Linked DNA regions of Homo sapiens: region 1 is linked to region 2. Evidence: read pairs that join two places in POLR2A ChIA-PET (ENCODE). Cell type or tissue: GM12878. All regions are shown on one strand.

The links. ChIA-PET counts read pairs that join two places held together with the same protein. Peaks named below come from ENCODE experiments on the same cell type or tissue, not always from the same donor. Only the 100,000 strongest peaks of a DNase experiment are listed, where the experiment ranks them.
Region 1: POLR2A ChIA-PET joins it to region 2 with 5 read pairs; 17 of 35 experiments call an interaction of 5 or more read pairs at or near these places.

What each region holds. Positions count from the first base shown.
Region 1 is chr19:10,645,439-10,649,438 of GRCh38, reverse strand. No RefSeq gene overlaps it. Among named protein-coding and RNA genes, the nearest start is that of ILF3-DT, 6.4 kb to the left of the region's middle. In GM12878, no CTCF peak of the experiment used is centred here; no DNase peak of the experiment used is centred here.
Region 2 is chr19:10,552,045-10,556,044 of GRCh38, reverse strand. ATG4D (autophagy related 4D cysteine peptidase) reads right to left here. Exons shown (of 10, transcript NM_032885.6): 8 at 3,924-4,000; 9 at 3,721-3,840; 10 at 2,627-3,160. The coding sequence ends at 2,978. KRI1 (KRI1 homolog) reads left to right here. Exons shown (of 19, transcript NM_023008.5): 17 at 696-760; 18 at 860-958; 19 at 1,764-2,960. The coding sequence ends at 2,094. MIR1238 (microRNA 1238) reads right to left here and starts at 3,923; the gene lies at 3,841-3,923. RefSeq lists enhancers at 1,616-1,695, 1,726-1,775, 1,796-1,965. In GM12878, no CTCF peak of the experiment used is centred here; a DNase peak (open chromatin) is centred at 1,818; H3K27ac peaks cover 2,189 bases.

The DNA of each region.
Region 1 (4,000 bases), 93 kb before region 2:
AAGAATAAAAACAAAAAGAAGGCTGGGGGCAGTGGCTCATACTTGTAATCCTAGCACATTGGGAGGCCGAGATTGGTGGATCACTTGAGGTCAGGAGTTCAAGACCACCCTGGCCAACATGGTGAAACTCTGTCTTTACTAAAAGTACAAAAAGTAGCTGGGCATGATGGCTGGCATCTGTAATTCCAGCTACTCGGGAGGCTGAGGCACGAGAATCGCTTGAACCTGGGAGGTGGAGGTTGCAGTGAGCCGAGATCAAGCCACTACAGTCCAGCCTGGGTGACAGGGAGACTGTGTCTAAAAAAAAAAAGAAAGGGCCAGGTGTGGTGGTTCACCCTCTAATCCTAGCACTTTGGGAGGCCGAGGCGGGTGGATCACTTGAGGTCAGGAGTTCGAGACCAGCCTGGCCAACATGGTGAAACCCCATCTCTCCTTAAAATATAAAAAATTAGCTGGGCGTGGTGGTACGCACCTGTAATCCCAGCTACTCGGGAGGCTGAGGCAGGAGAATCACTTGAACCCAGGAAGCGGAGGTTGCAGTGAGCTGAGATTGCACCATTGCACTCCAGACTGGGGGACAAGAGTGAGACTTCGTCTCAAAAAAAAAAAAAAAGGAAAAAGAAAAAAATTTTTTGAAGTAAAAAGTTTTCAGCCCAACTTTCCAATAAACCCCATCCATCAGGTTCCTAGTCCCTGGTCACCGTAAAGGATGGAAGACACAAGATGCCATCTGCCCTGTCTTGCTGAACTGCTACCCTGACCCGACCTCGCACCTCTGCCCTTGTCCTTCCACCACTCAGTGGTCACAAACCCTGTATACAACACCATTCTCTCCTCCTTGCCTTAGTGACATCATCTGTCATCTGGCTATTCCTTCTCTCTTCCCTCCCTCCCACTCATTGGTTGAAGATTGAGGTCATCCCCCTCTTGTAATCTGTCAGTCTAGACAGGTCCTGTCACTCTCAGTGACTCTGCTGTCCTTACAGCCTCTCTATTCATTGTCTTCCTCATCTTGAAAGATTCCACCCACTCTCCCAATCACACCCAGTTAACTTCCCTCTCGAAAGCTTTTTGTCCTATGCCTGTTCCCTTCTTGCCCCCCCCCAGGGTGGACATGGGTGACCACTCTGGGATGGACACTGTGGGATGACCACAGTTGTTGGGGAACCATTCCTCTCCCTTGATCAAACTGTAGTCTAGATGGCAGGTCCCTGCTGCCTGACTCCCAAACTAGGCCCACACCTTGACTACAATGATTGACTCAATGATTTACAATGAGTAAATGATCATAATCAGGCTGGTCAGAGTCAGTGAGCTCCAGGCCTGAGACTTAGGAGCAAGAAAAGACTTTTCTGGCCCTCTAATCCCAACACTTTGGGAGGCCGAGGTGGGTGGATCAAGAGTTCAAGAGTTCAAGAGCAGCCTGGCCAAGATGGTGAAACTCCATCTCTACTAAAAATACAAAAATTAGCCGGGCATGGTGGCGGGCTCCTGTAATCCCAGCTACTCGGGAGGCTGAGGCAGAGAATTGCTTGAACCCAGGAAGCGGAGGTTGCAGTGAGCCAAGATCATGCCACTGCACTCCAGGCTGGGCGACAGAGCGAGACTCCGTCTCAAAAAAAGAGAAGACTTCTCATCTTAAAGCCAGGAAAATGTAGCTGCGTGCGGTGGCTCATGCCTGTAATCCCAGCACGTTGGGAGGCCAAGGCAGGCGGATCATGAGGTCAGGAGATCGAGACCATCCTGGCTAACATGGTAAAACCCTGTCTCTACGAAAAATACAAAAAAATTAGCCGGGGGTGGTGGCGGGCAGCTGTAGTCCCAGCTACTCAGGAGCTGAGGCAGGAGAATGGCGTGAACCCGGGAGGCGGAGCTTGCAGTGAGCCTAGATCGTGCCACTGCACTCCAGCCTGAGTGACAGAGCAAGACTCCATCTCAAAAAAAAAAAAAAAAAAAAAAAAAGGCCAGGAAAATGTATGATGTGTGTATTACTAGGTTTCTCCGAGAAAGCTAATAGGAGGTAGGTAGATGAGAGGGGATTTAGCAGAATAATTGGCTCATGTGATCATGGAGGCTGAGATGTCCTACCACATGCATTGACTGCAGACCCTGAAAAGCCAGCAGCTCCAGTAGCTGAAGACCCTGCAAAGCCAGTAGCGAGGCTCAGTCTGAATCCTAAAGCTTCAGAGCCAGGGACACCAATGGTGTAATTCCCAGTCCAAGGCCGAAGGCCTGAGAACCAGGGATCACTGGTATAAGTCTTGGAGTGTCAAGACAGGAGGAGAAGAGTGTCCCAGTTCTGAGGAGGAAAATGCTTTCTCTCCTTTTTCTGTTCTGTCGGAGCCCCAGCAAGTTGGATGGCGCTCACCCAGAAATAATGCTTTATCAGACGTGTTGCTCTGTCGCTCAGGCTGGAGCACAGTAGTGTGATCTCAGCTCACTGCACCCTCCACCCCCTGAGCTAAAGTGACCTTCTCACTTCATCCTACTGAGTAGCTGGGACAACATGTGCATGACCACCACACCCTGCTAATTTTCATAGTTTTTGTTGAGACAAGCTTTCCACATGTTGCCCAGGCTGGTCTCGAATTCAAGCTCAAGCGATCTGCCCACCTCGGCCTCCCAAAGTGCTGATTGCAGGCGTGAGCCACGGAGCCCAGCCACTGTTTTTTTTTTTTTCTTTGTCTTATTTTTACCACATCACAGCTCAAATCTGAGTATTTTCTAATCCAGCCAAGTTCACACCTAAAATTAACTATCACAGCACAGTGTGGTTGGAGGCAGGGAATATACCCAGATAAAGGAACTTGGCAGAGAGTGAAGCCAACCCAGAAGTGGAGCCAAAGCATGAAGCCAGAAAACACTATGGTGGTTCCTCAAAAAATTAAACATAAACCAGGCACAGTGGCGAGTGCCTGTCATCCCAGCTACTTGGGAGGCTGAGGCGGGATGATCCCTTCAGTCCGGGAGCTCAAGGCCAGCCCAGGTAACATAGTGAGACCCAGTGGCTTAATAAATAAGAAAGAGATGGAGATGGCAAATTTTATGCTATATGTATCGTACCACAAATCTTTTTCTTTCTTTCTTTTTTTTTCTGAGACAGAGTTTTGCTCTGTTGCCCAGGCTGGAGTGCAATGGTGTCATCTTGGTTCACCACAACCTCTGCCTCCTGGGTTCAAGCGATTCTCCTGCCTCAGCCTCCCGAGTAGCTGGGATTACAGGCATGTGCCACCATGCCTGGCTAATTTTTGTATTTTTAGTAGCAGCAGGTTTTCACCATGTTGGCCAGGCTGGTCTCAAACTCCTGACCTCATGATTCACCCGCCTCAGCCTCCCAAAGTGCTGGGATTACAGGCATGAGCCACCGCACCCGGCCGCCAGGAGCTATTTTTTAGGTGGGCATGGTAACAGGAGCTGGGGCTGAATAAAATGCCAGATTCAAAGGATCCAGGGAAACAAAGGCATCGAGGAAGGGGTCAGTGCCAGCATAGGGTAGAACTTGAGGACTCTGGAGCCAAGACCTGGGTTCAAATGCCTTCTTGGAAACAAACAAACAAAAATGCTGGCCAGGCTTGGTGGCTCATGCCTGTAATCCCAGCACTTTGGGAGGCCGAGGCAGGTGGATCACATGAGGTCAGGAGTTTGAGACCAGGCTAGCCAACATGGTGAAACCCCGTCTCTACTAAAACTACAAAAATTAGCTGGATGTGGTGGTACGCGCCTGTAATCCCAGCTACTCAGGAGGCTGAGGCACGAGAATCACTTGAATCCAGGAGGTTTAGTGAGCTGAGACTGTGCCACTGCACTGTGGCACTATGCACTGTGGCCTGGGCCACAAAGGGAGACTCTGTCTCAAAAAACAAACAAACAAACAAAAAAAACCAGCATGGGCAATATGGTAAAAATCAATCTCTACAAAAAATACAAAAATTAGTCAGGTGTGGTGGTGTGTACCTGTAGTCCCAGCTACTCGGGAGGCTAAGATGGGAGGATCACCTGA
Region 2 (4,000 bases):
CAAGCCCTGGCTTGGCTGCTCACCAGCTGAGTCTTTGGACAAATGATTCCCCTATCTGTGCCTCAACTCCCCATCTGTAAAGTGAGACAATAATTGATAGCACCCCAACTTTGGTGACTATGGAAGGAACAGAAATGAGACCAAAGTGTGTGGCACCTGGCAGGCTGTGGGTACCTACTATGCCTGACTGATGACGGCTGAAGGTGCACGACCATTTTCATGGTCAGTAAAAATAGCCGATGTGTACTAAGCTTATACCATCGGCATTCAATCACTTCCTCTTTCTGATGGCCTTCCAGTAGGTTTGGAAACAGGCCTAGAGGCTGGGAATGACAGTTTCATATGTAATTAGGAAGCCTGGTGGTTGGCAGCGACCCCTGCCCGTTCTGAGGCTTTGGGGATGGCCGGGTATGGGTGACAGCTCAAGGGCCCTGAGGCTCAAACTGGAATCAATTCAGCCAACTTCCCAGCCATCTGGCCTAGGGCAAGGATCCGTTCTCTGAGCCTCAGTTACCCCATCTGCTGACCTCTACAAAAATCATTGGCCTCTGTAGAGATCAGCTGTCTCTGGCCATCATGGCAACCCTGCTGGGTGGTAGCGGCATTACCGTTTTGACTAATGACATGACTTAGGCTCAGGGAAGGCCCCGCCTGGGCAATATCACAGCAGGTCCCCACTCTCCCTTCCCACGCAGATCCTCGCTGCTGACGATAAGGAGCTGAACCGGTGGTGCTCCCTAAAGAAGACCTGCATGTACAGGTGATGGGGCGGGGCGCGGCGGGGCCACATGCGCAGGGGGCAGGGCGGGCAGCCTCGGGCACTTCCCAGAGCACCCAACACAGGGGCATCTGTCTGCAGGTCAGAGCAGGAGGAGCTGCGGGACAAGCGGGCGTACAGCCAGAAGGCCCAGAACTCATGGAAAAAGCGGCAGGTCTTCAAGTCACTCTGCCGAGAAGAGTAAGCAGTGCTGGCTGGGGAAGCGTGGGTGGGGAGCCTGTCAGGCCCAGGCTTGAGTCTTGGCTCCGTCAACCTCTTGTTGCATGACTTTGGGAATGCAGCGCCCCCCGCTCTGAGACCTGGGTTCGAATCCTATATGGGCACCAACGTTGTGTGACCTTGGGCAAGTCGCTACCCCTCTCTGGGCCTCTTTCTCATAAGATGGAGATAGAGACGGTTCTGCCTTATCAAGTTGCAGAGGATGAAATGAGTTAATTCTCGTAAAGTGATTAAGATATGGTAAATGCCCCATAGGTCTTAGCTGTTATTAGGATTGCTTTCGCCCAGTCTAGAAGGCAGGGGTGATAGATGCACACAGTTTATTTAGAGCTAAAATGAGGCCAGGTGTGTGCTCCAACCTATAATCCCAGCACTTTGGGAGACTCAAGCGAGAAGATCGCTTGAGCCCAGGAGTTGGAGGCTGCAGTGACCTATGGTAACGCGACTGCACTCCAGCCTGGGCGACACAGCAAGACCTTGTCTCTAAGGAAGAAAAAGGCTAAAATGAGTTAATTGATGTGACTAGCTTAGGGCAGGCCCAGGCACAAATACCAGAATCCTCAGCCTCACAATCTAGTCTTTGGGTTCCGTAGAAAAGCGCTGGCTTTGGCCTGAAACCCAGGTCTGAATCCCAGGCAGGCCCTCGGTCGCTGTGCGGCTGCTTCACTATGCCCCTCCTTTCCCTGTCTGTAAAATGGGGCATGCGTGCTCAAGAATGGGCCTGATCTTGACAGGCCTGGGCTGAGCCCTGACTTTTCTCCCTCAGGGCAGAGACACCTGCGGAAGCCACAGGGAAGCCACAGAGAGATGAAGCCGGCCCACAGAGGCAGCTGCCAGCCCTTGATGGCAGCTTGATGGGGCCGGAGAGTCCCCCAGCACAGGAAGAGGAAGCCCCTGTATCACCCCACAAGAAGCCAGCCCCCCAGAAGCGGAGGAGGGCCAAGAAGGCACGGCTGCTGGGCCCCACTGTGATGCTTGGTGGATGCGAGTTCAGCCGCCAGAGACTGCAGGCCTTTGGCCTCAACCCCAAACGGCTGCACTTCCGCCAGCTGGGCCGGCAGCGGAGGAAACAACAGGGGCCCAAGAACAGCTCCTGAGCACCAGGGAGCAGGCAGGGGCCTCAGGCTCCTCTCCTCAAATCAAGCCCTGGACAGGTCTCGCACCCACAAGTACTATCTGCTGCAGAGATCCTCTCATCTGTGGCCAGGCACGCCTGTAATCCCAGCACTTTGGGAGGCCGAGGTGAAAGGATCACTTGAGCCCAGGAATTGGAGACCAGCGTGGGCAACTTAGCGAGACTCCATCTCTACAAAATGTGGTGACACATGCCTGTAGTCCCAGCTACTCAGGAGGCTGGGGAAGGAAGATCACTTAAGGCCATGAGTTTGAGGCTACAGAGAGCTATGATTGCACCACTGCACTCCAGCCTGGGCAACAAAGCAAGACCCTGTCTCTTGAAAAAAAAAAAAAAATTAAAAAACACGTGTAGCTGTGGGTAAGGAAGTCGTCCCATTTTATGGATGTGGAAACTGAGGCTGACTTAAACTTCCCGTGACTTGGAGCTCTCACCTCGAGACACCTCCCAGACCCCACATCCCCTCAGAACGCTGCGCCCAGCCACACCCACGATCAAGTTACACAGCTTTATTGGCCCCCAGCAGCCACAGTTCCCCCAAGGGGGCTTTGGGACAGGGAGGGCCCGGGCGTCCAGTGCAAACTACAGTACGTGAGTCAGGCCCTGAGGGGGGTGCCCGGGGTCCTCCTTCCCTACCCTGCCAGGAGGGCCCCGCTGGTGGGAGACAGGTGTATGGGCTCTGTGGGCTCTGTCCCTGGCTGAATGGCCCCAGACTGGTTGCAGCTGGGCTTGAGGGGCTGACAACAGGAAGTACCATCATCACTGCCAGAGCTCAAGATCCCACACCCGACATGACATAAATAAAAAAATAAATAGTGTTGTATCTTTCCCCTCATCCCCTCCCTTTATAAAAACACAAAGTCCTCAGAGCTGGGGCGTTTGGCCCTGAGGAGCCGCCCTGTGCGAGGGAGCCGGAGTGTGGGCTGGGCGAGCTGGGAGCAGAGGTCGTCCAGGCTGTGGTCCTGAGCATGGCCCTCGGCCAGGGTGAACATGGGGTACCGCTCTGTGGCTGAGGAGGAGCTGAGGACCTGGCGGGAAGAGGGAGACAGGGTCAGCCACAAACAGTGCCAAGCCATATTCCTTAGCCCAGGTTTATTTAGTAGGTGCTTCTCAGGACCACCTCTCCAGGAGAGAGCAGCCAATCAGCACCTTCCATCCCCTGGCCACAGTGATTGGCTCAGCCATGAGCATGTGACCCAGCTCAGCCAAAGACTGACAGTCCTGGGATTTTTGCTGCAAAACCTGCGTTTCCCTTCCAGTGACCACAGGGTGGGTGCCCAGAATGGCTGGTGGCCATCTCTCGCCCCCATAAGGGTAGAGTCCTGGTCGGACAGCAGGGCCAAGAGACAGGGAGGGTTCCCACCACTTGAGCCCCTGGATACAGCTGCCTCCAAGGGATGATGCCTTAACAGTGGGCTTTGGCGTTCCCACCTTTTCAGGGGTGGACATTCTTCACATTTCCCAGGTTAGGACCCCTAGCCTGGAAGCAGCACCCCAGCTCTGCTGGACTCGAGGCCTCTGTTCCTCTTTCACCCCCAGCCCTGCCCAACCGCCCCCCTCACCCCACTCCAGCTTTCCTCTTGCTCACCCTGGTCAGCTCTGAGCAGAGTGTCTCAAACTCCTTCCTGTCTCCAGCATAGAAGCCCACGGTACAGCTTGGGTCCATCTTGGCAAAGGCCATCTTGCGGGGCGAGGTGCAGTGGAAGGACTGGGGCAGACAGACGAGGAAGGCTCAGAGGCTGGGCTGCCCACCCGCCATGGCCCCAACCACACACTGGGGCTCCCACTCACCTCCAGGGGGAAGTCGGCCTGGCTGACATCCACAGTGGGCTGGCAGTAGTGAGGGTCCAGGTACAGCAGGAAGTCAT